2 separate regions of the Mus musculus genome follow, and region 2 is linked to region 1. Evidence: chromatin loops called from intact Hi-C (ENCODE). Cell type or tissue: heart. All regions are shown on one strand.

Evidence for each region. Peaks named below come from ENCODE experiments on the same cell type or tissue, not always from the same donor. Only the 100,000 strongest peaks of a DNase experiment are listed, where the experiment ranks them.
Region 2: it touches region 1 in a loop (5-fold over the local background); 14 of 42 quality-filtered maps call a loop at or near these places.

Annotation. Positions count from the first base shown.
Region 1 is chr8:35,463,009-35,471,008 of GRCm38, reverse strand. It overlaps Eri1 (exoribonuclease 1), which reads left to right. Exons shown (of 7, transcript NM_026067.3): 7 at 1,639-5,744. The coding sequence ends at 1,881. Among named protein-coding and RNA genes, the nearest start is that of Gm51568, 29 kb to the left of the region's middle. In heart, no CTCF peak of the experiment used is centred here; no DNase peak of the experiment used is centred here.
Region 2 is chr8:35,155,935-35,163,934 of GRCm38, reverse strand. No RefSeq gene overlaps it. Among named protein-coding and RNA genes, the nearest start is that of Gm34474, 59 kb to the left of the region's middle. In heart, a CTCF peak has its summit at 4,406 (motif pointing right); no DNase peak of the experiment used is centred here; H3K4me3 peaks cover 413 bases; H3K27ac peaks cover 1,139 bases.

The DNA of each region.
Region 1 (8,000 bases):
AAAGGTACAAAAATACTATTGAACTCTTGTGTTGGCCAATTATTCCTGAGGCGTGGTTAATATACTCAGTGAGATGCCATTAGAGAACATTTAATTTTTTTGTTGCCAGTGAGTATCAGTTACAGATAGTTTTTTGGTTAGGGGTGGGAACCTGTGTCCACTTTATATTCAACACTGGGACCCCATCTCACTTGAACCTTTCACAGGCCCTGTGCATGCCACTACAGCCTTTGAGTTCACAGTCCTTAGAATCATCTGTCTCTTCTGACTCTTCCTCTCTTCTGCATAGATCCCTGAAACCCTCAGGCGGAGGGGGGAAGGGGTGAAAACGTGCCATTAGGACTGAATGCTTCAAGGTCTTACTCTGCAGATGTGTCTAGACAGGTGTGACTCTCTGTTAGTCCCCTCTGCTGTAAGAGGCTTCTCTGATGACAGCTGAGCAAGGAGAAAAGCCGTGAAGTATTTCTCTTCCCTAGGTGACGCCTTTGTTCTTGTAAGAGAAGCCAGCAGCCTGACTTGTCTGCCCAGACCACTGAGAATTGACTCAGTCTTAGCTTGCCTCCCTGTTTTATGGCATGGAAATGTCTCCTTTTTCCACATTGTGGGCACACCTTCTCAGTACCACCTATTTTTAACCCGTTCCCCATTGGTCAATACCTCAGTCAGGACTGGAAGCTCAACATCCCGCTCTCTAGCCCAAAGGGCACAGCACCCACACCTATGTGCTAGTTAGTGTCTGTAAAATGTGTTCCTTTCTCCTCTGACTATACTCACAGGAGATTACAATTAGCTGGATGTGGTAGTCTGGGCTGGTGCCTGTGGTCTTTCAATGCTTGTACCTCAGTCCAAGCCCTCTGGCTTTCAGAGTCTCCATTAAGAAGTCAGATGTTCTGCTAGTGGTCAGCCTTTATATATGAGTGGGCCTTGTTCCCCTGCAGCTTTCCATATCCTTTGTTTTATTTAAGTGCTGTGATTATTGAGGTGCTTCTGGGCCTCGGTATTTGGTGTTCTGAATGAACTTTGCTGCATCTCTTTAGAATTAGGAAATTTTCTTTTATGATTTTGTTAATAATATTTTCCGTGCCTTTGACCTAGGATTCTTCTCCTTTCTTTGTACCTATTATTTGTAGGTTGGTCTTTTCAAAGTCTCCCATCCCAGATTCCCTGGAATTTTTTTGAGTCTGGAGTTTTTGTTTTTCCTTTTTCTAAAATTTAATGTTTTCTTTGATTTTTTATTTTTTTCCTACTGTGTCTTTGTGATCTGAAAGCTTCTCTGCCATTTCATTTTAATTTTGACTTACTGAACTTTTCTTTTAAAAAAATTTCCCCCCTTTGATCTTTTAGAGTCAGGATCACAGGAACTCGCTATGTGGACCAGGCTGACCTCAAACTCACAGAGACAGATCTGCCTGCCTCTGCCTCCAGAGTGCTAGGATTAAAGACATATTTCACCACACCTGGCAGTTTAATTTAATAGTGGTTTAAATTAAATACACTCAACTGTTGGTGTTTTCCTCGTCTTTGTTCAGGCATTTATTCATATCCTTGTTAGGTCCTTGAACATATTCATAATTGCTATCTTTAAGTTTTTGTGTTGTGCCGAGTTCTTAATTACTTACTTGGTTCTTTGTTTTCTAGGTTCCCAGAAGCCAGACCAAACTAACAATAATGCTTGAAAAATTAGGAATGGATTATGATGGACGGCCTCACAGCGGTCTCGATGACTCTAAGAACATTGCTAGAATAGCTATTCGGATGCTTCAGGATGGATGTGAACTTCGAATCAATGAAAAAATACTTGGAGGGCAGTTGATGAGTGTGTCCTCATCCTTACCAGTAGAGGGCGCTCCAGCTCCACAGATGCCACATAGTAGAAAGTAACTGCAGTTTTGTCTGATCAGTTGCTACAAAAGTAGCAGGCGAATGAATCTGAGTTAATGCAACCTTCAAGCACCTTAAACATTTAAGATCTTATTACAATTACAGATAGATGGGTATGTATGCAGACATTTTGTGGGAGGACACACCAAATTCTTTGTCACCAGCACTTTTGATCTGAGCAGTATTTGTTACACACAGTAACCAGTCTCTGCTCAGAACTGAATTTTATAATGTAAGGTGTCCAAGATGTGTCCCTTGGCTTTTAAGATGGAAGTTTTATCAGAAAATTCTTTACATGTCATGTTCTTATTGATACTGGAATTTAAAATGAATTTCTACATTACCACCATGAAATTAAATACATTTTTTGAAAATGTGGAAAGGATTGAAAGGTAGTGTTTGCCCATTGAGTTTTAAGTAAAACGTGGTTCTTTTAACTTTGTAAGTTTGTAGGTGAAGTGAGGGCTTTGTCCCAAGAAGGCTGTGTGGGTACCAGATTCTGCAAGTGTTGAAGTTCTATAGTTCAAGTGGCATAATGTTTCTATATAACCTACACGTTCTCCCACATATTTTAATCATCTCTGGGTAGCTTATACTTAATAAACTATAAAGAAATGGTTGTATCATTTAGGGAATAATGACAAGGAAAAAAAAAAGCCTGCAAGTTGATGTAGACACAACCATAGTGGGCCTTGCTACATAGCTCATGAGCTAAAAAAAAACCAAGATCTGAGATGGTGGAGGCAACTTCAGCTGTCCCCTGCGTCACTCTCTGGCCAGCAGCTGTCCCCCCCTGCGTCACTCACTCTGGTCCACTCAGCAAAGTGCTTGCTGAGCAGCAAATTCAGGTGTTTCTTCTTGGAACATTTTCGGCATATCTGTGTATAGCCTATATTCAAGCCAGGAAGTTGTTTCTAAAGGTGTCTACTTTGACAGCCCTGAACACACATGACCCCCAGAACACACGTGATAGACTAAGAGAATCAACTCAGCTCAAGGATGATAAAGTACTGGGACCAGTTTCATATTATAACTGGAAACCTTGTAATAGGTCATAGAATTTAGTTAAAAATCTAGTTACTGGAGGCTAGCAAGATGGCTCAGTGGTTAAAAGTACTTGCTTCTCTTGTAGAAGATCCAAGTTCAATTCCCAGAACCCACATGGTGGCTCACAACCATCTGTAAGTTTCAAAGAATCCAACAGGCAAAACATTCATAAACATAAAATAACTAAATTTAGAATACTGGGCTGGAGAGATGCCTCAGAAGTTAAGAGTGCTGGCTGCTCTTTGAGAGGCCCTGAAGTTCAATTCCCAGCACCCACATAGTGGCTCCCAACCCCCTACAATGAGACTGCTGTCCTCTTCTGGCATGCAGGCAGAATGTTGTATATATAATATATACATCCTTTTTAAAAGTCTAATTACTGGTGAGACTAATGGAAAGTTAGAAAAGGCAGCCTGGTAGCACAGATGTGTAATTTCAGTCCTCAAGAGTTAAGGCATAGGTGAATCTGAAGCCACTCTGAGCCATATAATGAGCTCCTGATTCCAAAATGTGTCAGTAGAAAATACAAGTGAACTTGTGAGAGCTATAACTTACAAATCAATGGGAAAATCTGAAGATTTGCTCCTTGCCTTCCCTCACCATTGTGAATGTATATTCGCCCTGCTTTTGAGCTCATGGTAAACATTTGTATTCAGTACTGTGAGGTGAAATGTTTTGTTCCATAGTAAAAAGTACCTGGCTTGTCTTGGTGAGTGACCAGTATATATTGGAAAGTAATTCCTGCTTCTAAAGTCAAGATGTGCTCTGGAGATGATGATGTCATACTGTCTGGAGGCTAACAGTGGGAGCTTTTGGAATTAAACCCCTCTAATGCTTTCCTGGACCCATCTCATTGGCATTGCCTGTTGTTTTGTTTTTTCAACTTTCCTTAATGATTGTGATCATATTATGTCCATCACCACTATAATCAAGTAGATTGATCATGTTTCCTAACTCGGACATAGGAGGAACGACAGCGATGCGCTTGGGACCATGAGAATTTGCTACCCAGGCTTGCGGTTTCATTCCCCAGTGAGCTCTGTCTTGAAGCAAAGGGACAGGAAATGGTCATTGTGAGGGACAGAAGCCAGCAGGCTCTCTGGACTGACTTACTCTTCATTTTCTCACATAAGCCATGGTGACACAGGCAGGTTCATGCCCTAGAAAAATAATTGCTTGTCACCTGATTGCATAGTTGCTACTGAATAGGGAAACTACCATTGGGAAGTTAGAGAATAGCAGGACATACTAATGCCTTCCTCTTTGTTTTGTTTTTAAATCAGGCTGTTTAAATTTTTTCCTAATCAAGTGCTTAACATTTTTTTTTTAAAGAACTTAACACTGCAAGCTTTTAAAATGCTTTTGGCTCTACTAAGTATTTCGCCATCTTCACTCACTCTGAGTCTCTGTCAAACCATTTGATTTGGCTTTCTGCTGATATAACCTGTCTGTAAGTTATAGAGTGAGTCATAATTCTTGAAAGGAAACTACTGCAGCCTGCCTGCCTACGTTGTGTGTAAAGATACTGGTTCTTGTTACTGCTGGGATGGCTTACACTGGTGCTAGTGTTTGCTGATACTTACTTAAAGCTTTATTTTCTCAGTCGCCATGGTCATCTCCTTGTTTTCCTTTTACTTGCTTGGACATTGAGACTGATTTTTCCCCCTGTATTATTTTCAAATCCACACAAACTGGTATATATTCTCAGCTACATTTTGTCTGATTTTGTATTAAATACTGACATTGACTCTGGAAATTTTTCTTTCTCTCCACTTCTCCCTCTGACTGGGTCAAGCAAAAGCAGGAAGAAGAGGTTTTCTTTTTTTTCAGCATGTGTTTCTGCGTGTATGTGTGCCTGGGAGAGTTTATGTGCACCATGTACCCTTAGATTCCTGTGGACGCCTCAGAACTGGAGTTGCAGGTGGCCATGAGCACCTAATGTGGGTGCTGGGATCCTGAGTCAATGCCTCTGCAAGAGCCGTCGCACTCAACTCTGGGGCCATCTCTCCAGCCTCAAGGCCCTTTCTTGTAGCCTTTAGAGACCTGCTTGTCCTGCTGTAGGGATAGGTTTTCTCAGCTGGGTTAACAGGAAAGACCATGGGAGTCATGCTAAACTGGTCCTATTGCTGACGAGTCATTTATTAAATGGTGATTTGATTACTTGAAAGGTGAAAGAACTTTTAGTTCATCGTCCCAGATATTAAAGCACTATTGCGAAGGATAAGGAAGAAGGGGTGGGTAGTAAGATTTCTGGGGAAGGAGGGATCACAAGTGATCAATACAAGGAGCACCAGTCAAGTCACCCACCTCGAGTGAGCCATGTCCTTTGTGAAGTCTGTGAGTATGTGTCCTGTTGCAAGGAAGACTTTGAGCTGCTGGAGGAGACTGACTTCCTTAGTGATGAGCTGTGAACTCCTCCTTTATTCCAGCGGGGCCTGTTGAGATGCTTTCCGTGTGTAATGATTGCAGTGTTGGTAAATGAGTAGTCCCACTAAGTATCGTCCTTAGTGTTGACCCTCATTTCAGCTCTTCCTGCCCCCACACAGCATCAATGCACACACTGTAGCCACGAACCAAATCTGATAGCCAAGTGGCAAGTTAAAATCAAGAGTGCTTGTATGTATGCATGTGTGTATGTATGTATATATGTATGTATGTTTTTGACAGGGTATGTCTGTGTAGTCTAATCAGGTTTCAAATTCTTCGGTACTGGAATTACAGGTAAGTGCTACCTACCATGCCAATGATGTGACTTGTAGCATAGGAATTTTATGAAATAAAATTTTGATGTTGTAAATAAAGCTTTGTGGAATAGCTCCCATTTGCAATGTTTTGCCTGCGTTCTGTGTTTGTGCTCCAGCAGCAGAGGTGAGTGTTCACTCTAGAAACCATGCCTGCCATCTGCCTAGTCCTCTGTAGAAAGTTGTTGACCTCTTCCTGATTAAAAGCATTATTATTAAACTCTAAGGATTTAGAAAGCAGAACAAAAACCTGATAGTATGGGAACCCTAGATCAGAGTTATAGTGCAGTACTGGATGTATTGAGGACTGTTGGAGTAGTTTAACTGAAAAAGAAGTGACCCCAATATTCTTGGGAGGAATGTTTGTATCGTGTGTTTACTAAGACAGGCTAAAAGGCTTGAAACTGGGGGTGGTGGTGGGTAGGGAACCGTCATCCCTGTGAATACCTAGTTGCCAGGACTCCACAGCCTGCTGTCAGTGCCATAGGGTCTGCACTTTTCTTATACTTGAAGTCATCTCTAGATACTTCATCTTCTAAACACCCAGGTAAATGCTGTGGGAAAAGCTATATGCAGTATTGTTGGGGGAAGGTGTCTGCTTACGTTCTAGTCAAATACATTTCTTTTCTAAAAGATTGCTTTGGAGTGCCCTCAGATGCCAGAAAGACCCATTAGATTCACTGGAACTAGAATTACAAGTAAGCTGCTGTTTTTATTTATTTAATTTATTTTTATTGGTTATTGTATTTACATTTCAAATGTTATCCCCTTCCCTGTTTCCCCTCTGCAAATCCCCTGTCCCACTCCCCTCCCCCTGCTTCTATGAGAATGCTCACCCACCCACTCCTGCCTCACTGCCCTAGAATTCCCCTCTGCTAGGGCATCAATCCTCCACAGGACCAAGGGTTTCCCCTCCCATTGATGCCAGATAAGGCCATCCTCTGCTACATATGCAGCTGGAGCCATGGGTCCCTCCATGGTTGGGTACTCCTTGGTTGGTGGTTTAGTCCTTGGGAGCTCTGCGCGGGGGAAGGGGGGTTCTGGTTGGTTGATATTGTTGTCCTTCCTATGGGGTTGCAAACCCCTTCAGTCCTTCCCATAACTCCTCCACTGGGGTCCCCATGCTCAGTTCAATAGTAAACTGTATTTGTTAGGCTCTGGCAGAGCCTCTCGGGACAGCTGTACCAGGTTCCTGTCAGCAAGCACTTATTGGTATCAGCAACAGTGTCTGAGTTTGGTGTCTGCATATGGGATGGATCCCCAGGTGGGGAAGTCTCTGGATGGCCTTTCCTTCAGTCTCTGCTCCACTCTTTGTCCCTCGTGCAATATGATTAATAACAATTTCGATACAAGTCCTTTCCTGATTGATCAAGAGAACAAGGTAAGTCTGTAAGCTTGCTATGCAATGTTGCTGTCCTGAGCTAAGGGCTGTTCTTGCATGCTTAATCACTACTCTTTTGAACTTGGGTTTATTTTCTTCATTGATTTATCTTTGACAGTGAGACCACTTCACTTTAGTCCTGAAATACTTACTATCAGGACTTCTGGTTTTACTTGCCTTCTCTAGGATACATCCTTAGCATAGCACATCCTCAACCACCTCTAAGTTTAATTGGCCTTTGTCTCACTATCTTAGTCCCTTCTATGATGTTGACACAGCCACACACCGGGCCTCCATGGAGAACAGGTTAACTTCTCCATGTTTTGAAGGCTGGAAAGGCCAGTGCCTAAGTAGTACATTTGGTAAGGGCCTTCTTGCTGTGTCAACAATGATGTAGAGAAAATGGTAGCAAGAAAATGTAAGAGCACACTAGCTTCCATCTCTCTATCCATAAAGCTACTAATTTTGTCATGAGGACCCATCCTTTTTACCTCATGAGACCTCAGTTACCTCTCAAAGGCTCTACCTCTCAGTGCCATCAACATAGGCATTTGTGATGTTTCCAAGACATGAGCTATGGGCTATTTGTTCAAACCAGTGCTGTGTTCTGGTTTGATTTCAATGTTGCTGTGATAAATACCACTGCCAAAGCCAGTGGGGGAGGTATTTATCTTAGGAGGCAGTGCAGGAACTAAAGCAGAGGCATGGAGCTTGAGGAAAGCTGCCTAATGGTAGCATTGCCCACAGTGGGCTGCACCCTCTTACATCAGTTACCAATGGAGGCAGTGCCTCAGATGCCTACAGGCCAGTCTGTTGAGGCATTTTCCCCATTGGTAATCCCTCATAACTGGGTTGGGATAAGCCGACAGATGAAGCTAACTAGGAGACACTGTCCCTACCGGTTCCTTTCATACAGTTGTCTAAAGTGTTGCTCGCACTGTCCCGGAGCT
Region 2 (8,000 bases), 310 kb after region 1:
TAAAGTCTCAGCTTCAATGACCTTACTTCCTCCAGTTAAGCCTCACCTCTGAATGGTGAACTACCTATTGCACCCAGTGGTCCCTCCCAGCTTTAGGGGGGGCGGGGCAGTCTAGATCCAAACTACAGCAAGTCTAATGGCCATTTGCATCCCACAGAACAGTGTCTAAAGTGATGGCCATTAGACTTGCTGTATTGTGGATCTAGTACCCTCTTCTGGCCTCCACGGGTGCCTGCTCATATATAGCACACACACACACACACAGAGATTATCTACATTGAGTAGGTTTGTTGGGTTGCCTTGTGAGCATGCACGATGGAGGTTGTCGTCATTAGATTACATGAGAAGACCCAGCCCACTGCAGCATTCTCTAGGCAACGGGTCCTGAGAATTTGCCAACGTACACATCAAGTTTTCTTTTTCTTTTTTAAAAAAATATTTATTTATTCATTATTATATGTGAGTACACTGTAGCTGTCTTCAGAAGCTCCAGAAGAGGGCATCAGATCTTGTTATGGATGGTTGTGAGCCACCATGTGGTTGCTGGGATTTGAACTCAGGACCTCTGGAAGAGCAGTCAGTGCTTTTAACCGCTAAGCCATCTCTCCAGCCCCACATCAAGTTTTCTAAAACTAGTGTGGTAGCTTGAATATAAACAGAAGAAACACTCTCCTTGAGGGAGAGTATGGGAAGATGGAAGCAGAAGAAGATGGCTAGAGAGACAAGGCCTGAACTGGGGCAAGACTGAGAGACACCATTTGGTCTATCTAACAACAGGACTTCACAGGTCCCTGGACTATCCTCACATCTCAATGCAGAACGTGGTCTTATAAGAGAGGAGGTCGGGGCTAGGCAGATGGCTCAGTTAAGAGCCCCCGAGGCTCTGTAAGAGGATCCAGATTCAGTTCCCACAACCCAAGTGGCAGCTCACAACTGTCTGCCATCCCAAGTCAGGGAATTCGTCATTACTTTCTTCTGGATTCCAAAGGCATTAGCCATGCATGCAGTGCACATATCCATAGGTGAAAACACTCATACACAATAAATGAAAACAAATCTTTAAATATATATACTATATATAAAAATATATACTACATATTTAAAAAAAAAAAAAACAGAGGTGGGCAGGGCAAGCCTGCCTGGTGTGAAGTGGGAGGGCTTCCGGGTCCTTATGTCAGAGACAGCTACCCGTGCTAGGACAGTTACTATAGAATGGGGAAAACCGGAAGGGATCTGCAACAGCCAAGGTCGGTGACTAAGATGGTGAATTTTCACCACCAATTGGAATAATCTTAGAAGCACATCTTGGGTGTGTCCCTGAGGGTGTTTCTAGAGATTCCCAGCTAAGGAAAAATGTGGGTGGTGCTATCCCATAGACTGGGGTCCTGAGCTGAATTTTGAAAAAAGGGGGATTAGGGGAGCTGAAAGCCAGTGCTTCTCTCACTGCTTCTCGATTTATGGATAGAAGGAGCTCTGGTCCTGCACTGCTAGAGCAATGCCCTCCACTGTGACGGCCTGTCATGGTGGACTGTACCGTCCTAAACCATGAGCTAAAACAGACGCCTCCCTTAAGTTGCTCTAAGTCCTAGGAATGGGGAAGTCACAATCCAGTGACTGTCTGAGTCAGGGTTTCTATTCCTGCACAAACATCATGACCAAGAAGCAAGTTGGGGAGGAAAGGGTTTATTTGGCTTACACTTCCATACTGTTGTTCATCACCAAGGAAGTCAGGACTGGAACTCAAGCAGGTCAGGAAGCAGGAGCTGATGCAGCGGCCATGGAGGGATGTTTCTCACTGGCTTGCTTCCCCTGGCTTGCTCAGCTTGCTTTCTTATAGAACCCAGGACTACCAGCCCAGGGATGGCACCACCCACAGTGGGCCCTCCCACCTTAATCACTAATTGAGAAAATGCTTTACAGCTGGATCTCATGGAGGCATTTTCTCAAGGGAGGCTCCTTTCTCTGTGACAACTCCAACTTGTGTCAAGCTGACACACAGAACCAGCCAGTACAGTGACCTCCTTGGGATGCCTGGGGATCTGGGAATGGATGTAAAATCACAAGTTCTCCAGTAACAATTGAAGCCTGGGATCAGAGGGTCTGAGGCTGAGCATAGCATCATTGCTGTCAACCACACAGCCCAGGCCTTGAGACCAGCAGCATCCCTGCTCACGTGCTACCCTGCACATGGAAGCCTCCTCTGGGCGTGGCATGATTGGTGCTGATGGACCAGCGCTGGAGCCAGCCTTGGTGCAGAGCCCAGTCCTTATGCACTTTTCATGCAATTTGAAGTTGATAGCCCAGTCCCTTTGCTAAGAGCACAGCCCAGAACCTAGGGAATAACGGTTTAATCCTTGCCTTGCCTCTTGATGCCTTCTAAGAAGTGCAGAAGAGAAACTTTCAAACACTGTCGGAGGAGGTAGAAGACTCTGAGCTGGCTCAGTTGTGCCCGAGATTTATAAAACAAACTGTCAGGACTTAGCTCTACTTGATTTGGGCTGCAGAGGGGGAGCAGGGTTCAGGAACTTCAGTAAACTATAACCCCAAAGAAGAAGAGCAGTTGTCACAGCACATTCGAGTGGCTCCTGGATCTCCACTGTGGGTCTCACAGGTAAACCTCTCCTTCCTGTACCCACTGTCAAGGAATACAAGATAGGGTGTGTCTTAGTTAGGGTTTTACTGCTGTGAACAGACACCATGACCAAGGCAAGTCTTAGAAGGACAACATTTAATAGGGGCTGGCTTACAGGTTCAGGGGTTCAGTCCATTGTCACCAGGCCAGGAGCATGTCAGCATCCAGGCAGGCGTGGTGCAAGAAGAGCTGAGAGTTCCACATCTTTATCTGAAGGCCGCTAGCAGAATACTGACCTCCAGGCAGTTAGGACGAAGGTATTAAAGCCCACTCCCACAGTGACACACCTACTCCAACAAGGCTACACCTCCTAATAGTGCTACTTCTTGGGCCAAACATACAAACCCTCACAGGGTGTGTCCCTACATTTTTCAGGACCTTAATGCAACAAAAGTTGCCTTCCTGTAACAGCTGGAAAGAAACAATAGCAGATCTCCATTGTAGTCCAGACTCCTTAAAGGACCAGCTGCAGTGCAGCTAGAGTTACAAGCAGTAGTGAGCTGTTCAGTATGGATTCAGGGAACCAAACCCAGATGCTTTGGACGAGCAGCAAACATCCTTAACTGCTGAGCCATCTCTCCAGGCGCCCTCGCTTTTTTAACGGCAGCCAGTCTCATGTAGCCCAGGCTAACCCCTAACTCATTACATGGCTGAGGGTGATCTTAAACGTCTGACCCTCCTCCCTCTAGCTCCTGGTATCAACATTAGTCTTTTCTCCGGAAGAGTATCGCTATTGTACAAACCCAGGCAATACAAAAACCGCAACATTCCGTGAGAGCTAGAGCCCAAGGTAAGGGTGGCGCGCTCCAGAAGGGGCGTGGGTGTTTGCCTATGGAGCAGCCTGCACTGGCCACTCCCCCAGCAAATCCCAGCCAGGCCGCCGGTTCTCTCTGAGCCCGGCTCCAAGGCAGTGCTGGTGAGCAGCTTGTCATGATGGGAACATGTCTCATTCCTTTCTGTCACGGTCAGATGCTCAACAGTTTCCTGGGATTTGGAGCAAGTTGTTCACGTTCTTGACTGATTGCTCATCTGTTAGAAAGATTCAGGGGAGGGCCCCAAGATTGCTGGCAAAGACTGACCCTAGAGGAGGAAGCAAAAGTCATGGCTATCCAACTGCCCAGAGTAGTAGCTCTCAGCCTTCGTAATGCTGCAACCCTTTAATACAATTCCTCATGTTGTGGTGACATCCCATCCCCACCCCGCCTATGACATTATTTCTGTCGCTACTTCGTAACTGTAATTTTTCTTCTGTTATGAATCATAATGTAATGTCTAATATCCAGGATATCTGATATTCAAGGCCTGTGAAAGATGATTGGATGGCCAAGGGGGTCGTATCCTTTCTGAGGCTAACGGGAGGGGGTGGGGATGAGAGGGAGGGGCTAGGAAGAGAGGTGGGAGGGGAAGCTTCGATCTAAATGTTAATCAATAACTTAATCAATTTTAAAAAGAAAAAGAAAAGAAAAGGCCGTTCTATTGATGAGCACTGTGCTCTGTGGTCACCACAATCTGGACACATCTTGTTGGTTGGATCCCTAGTTGGCAAGGTCATGTGCAGGGTAAATTCAGACACACGTCTTTTCCAGAGTGAGCACCGGGGTGGGGGCGGAGGGTCCTGGGAAGACAGAGAGTTCTTCGGCTACCTACATTCTTTAAAAATCTACTAGTTTTGCCCAATGATTTGGTCAGCCTTGACCAAAGAAGCATTTTTTAAGGGAAATTTCACTCCTACATCCACTTCCAAAGTAATGTTCCTGCTGTCCACCAGGGGGCGATTGAAACGCGGCCCCGAAATCAGAACCAGGAGGCGCTGTGAGTCTGAAGGGAAAGCAGCAGCAGGAAATAGGTGGCTTTACGCAGTGATTCTTGTAACAAAACTCACCAACCAACCCTCTTAACTTTTCTAGGATTCTCTGGTTAGGTTTCCACTCTGGTGCTGTAGGGGTAGATGTTACTGCTCCCCGACGTGATCCAGAAAGGCCAAACTCTCTCTCTCTCTCTCTCTCTCTCTCTCTCTCTCTCTCTCTCTCTCTCTCTCTCTCTCTCTCTCTCTCTCTCTCTCTCTCTCTCTCTCTCTCTCTCTCTCTCTCCTCTACCGCACAGAGTGTTTCCACCCTGCTACCGAATTGCCTCGATATTCGGTGGATTATGGCATCAATCTGAGCCGTGCACAAGGTCAAAGAACTTGGTGGCTTCTTGCTCGAAGTATGGGCAGGTACAGCATTCATTTCACAAGCAAGCAGCCACTGTCTTACAGGGCTCATGCAGCCAAACCGTGCCTTTTTCTTGAGTAGGACCAGCCCTCAGACACTGCTCTGCCCGGTCGCCATCTTCTCGTCACTGTGTGTCACTAAGAAATGGGTCATCTTTGCTGTTAGAGTAATTTTGTTTCTGGTTGAAAAAATTGTAGCATGCATATGTTTCCAAGGCTGGGACATAGTCAGTGAAGAGGAAGACCAGGAGAAAGCGCAGACTAGAGCAGCAGTTTTATCTGACCCTGCTTGGTTCAGGCTACTGAATTGAGTGAGGCTCTGCATCCGTAGGCTCTGCATTCTAAATTAGAATGATCTGGTCCTTTGGAAGTTCCTAGGATTTGAGAGGTGACTTAGTAACCATCTCTGACCTCTCTGGGGGCTGGCTCACTGGTACCCAGCTTCCAAATCCTAACAGTGAGGTAGAAGCAAGCTCAAGACTTACTTTACTCTGCCTGTCGACTTCCCAGTTGGTATAAGCCAGGCATTCCGACAGAAACCCATCACTCCTCGTGGTTTGTCTGTGGAGCTAGGTAAGTAGGCTTTTGTGAGCTGGCCTTGGGAGCTTGCCCATTATGTGTAATTTCAGAGCTGTGGGATACGAAGCTCACATTCTAAATGACTGCCTCACTGGCTTTTAGAATTTTCCTGAAATGAGTATATTGCTGATTGTGAACAACCTGGGTCGTTTTTTGGTTTTGTTTTGTTTTCTGTAAATGACCAGAAATGGGCTGAGAGAGAGTTGGGGGTAAATCAGAATATTTCTGAACGGCAGAATCCATCTCTTTGTGAAGAAGGCTGACATGCCTCGGGAAGGGAAGCGGGGTCATGCTGGTTCTTAAATGATTAGTCAAAGGGAACTGTGAGGCGTGCCTCTCACCCTTCATCCTGGCTCTGCGTGTAAATGTCTGTGTCTTAGAGGAGAGGCAGAAGCCGAGGAGAATGTACTGAAAGCTGAGACGCACTGGAAATGCCTTCCGCGGTGAAGATCAGGCTGTCCCAGGAAGATCAATTCTGCAGAACAAAACTCAGTGATGGCTTTGGCTTGGACATGCAGGCTGCGCATCTCCCACATACTGCCTCCATGAGCTGAGGCAAGGTGGAGGATAGGGGCCATTCTTCAGTCACCAGAGATGATGTGAAACACAGGGTAACACATGGCACACCACATCGATCTGACAGGATGTGTTGCTGTGACCATATGCTCGCCCACAAACTTGGGCAGACAAGAAAACATCTTTACATTTAAGAAGCACAGTTTAAAATAAAATTTTAAAAAAAATGTGTGTTTGTATAAACACTGCAAGTTCCTGCTAGAAGCTGGCAATGTTGGGTTTCTTAGGAAGTGAAAGAAAACTGCCTTTAGCATGCAGGCTGGGCACTGACAGCCTCCATCTATCAGAAGACATTTTATCCCTGGCATTCTCTCATCTCAGTGGTTGAGCCCTCTCCGTTATCCTTTTCTCCCGGCTTTTTGGCTATTTGTTCTTCAGAATTCTGGCAGATCTTGGCTGCCGGCGCTCTATCACTAGACACAGAGACTGAGACATGATGACTTACAAAGAAGAGAGGTGCCGTCATGCTAATGGTTCTACAAGCTGGGAAGCCCAATCCCACGATGCCCACAATTGGTTGGCTCCTGGCAAGGACCTCATTTTGCTCCAAATCATGGTACCGACTAGGACAAGCAGAAGTGATTATTAGAAGTGAAGCACCCAGCAACCCTGACTTTTGATGAACTCACAGTGAGGTAGCTGAGCCTGTGAGCAATGACGCACTCACTCCCATCACCCAGAGAAAGGTATCAGACTCTTTGCAAGGCCTCTGTCTCTTACCACCACTTCCCAGCAGGCTTGAGTTTCCAGCATCCCCATACTGGGATCCAAGGGTCCACATGAGTTTTGATGGAGATCAACCACCCTCTCTGCTTGTGTTACTTGTGTCAATTTCTTAGACTGTTAACTCTCTTGAGTAGAGTTTCCTAAAGTCTCTCCACAAAGCACAGCTTTGAAGATGTTGTATGAACAAATAAATAATAGGTGTATACAAACGAATGCTTAAATCCCACATCCTAGAGGAGCCTCTGCCTACACCCAGGGCCCAAGCTGTGTCCTAGATGCAGAAAGTATTGTATGAATAGATGGCCAAATTTCACAAGTTTTGTTAAACTTTAAAATATATGCCTTTAATTATAGAACTTTAATTAGCCTTAATACATAAAAAAGCATTGGGAACGAACCCCGACCTCTCATGCCTTTTACAGAAATTAATTCAAAACGGATTATGGATTTAAATGTAAAACTAGAAGGGTGTGTTCAAGTTTAAACAGATTTAAATGTAAGAGTAGAGCCAGCAAAACTTTCAGAAGAAAACATAAAAGATTCAGGACTACGGGCCAGGAGAAAGGTGATTAGACATGACACCAAAGTGCAAGGCATGAAAGAACAAAATAAATTGGATTTCATCAAAGTGAAAAACTTTTGTGCTATGAAAGACCCAGTTAAGCAAAGGAAAAGACAACCTCCAGCCTCAGAGGAAACGCCTGTCAGGCTGTCACTGACAGAGGGCTGACAGGCGTGTCCAACCTTTGACACTGCGACACAAGGTCACCATCTACAGAGTCCATGCTTGAGAACCAAGCAACCGAGTTACAAAAAAGGAAAAAGAAATGGAAAGGGAAGGGAAGGGAAGGGAAGGGAAGGGAAGGGAAGGGAAGGGAAGGGAAGGGAAGGGAAGGGAAGGGAAGGGAAGGGAAGGGAAGGGAAAAGGGAAAAGGGAAAAAAGGGAAAAGGGGGAAAAGGGGAAAAGGGAAAAGAAGGGAAGGGAAGGGAAGGGAAGGGAAGGGAAGGGAAGGGAAGGGAAGGGAAGGGAAGGGAAGGGAAGGGAAGGGAAGGGAAGGGAAGGAAAGGAAAGGAAAGGAAAGGAAAGGAAAGGAAAGGAAAGGAAAGGAGAGAGAGAGAGAGAAGGAGAAAGGAAGAAAGCAAGCAAGCAAGCAAGCAAGAAAAAACAAAAAGAAAGGACACATGTGCATATGTGTGCACACACACACACCCCTCATAAAAGCTTAAATAAGTTATGATTTTGGGTTGATGCCTTTCATAGTATCCTGGGCTGTG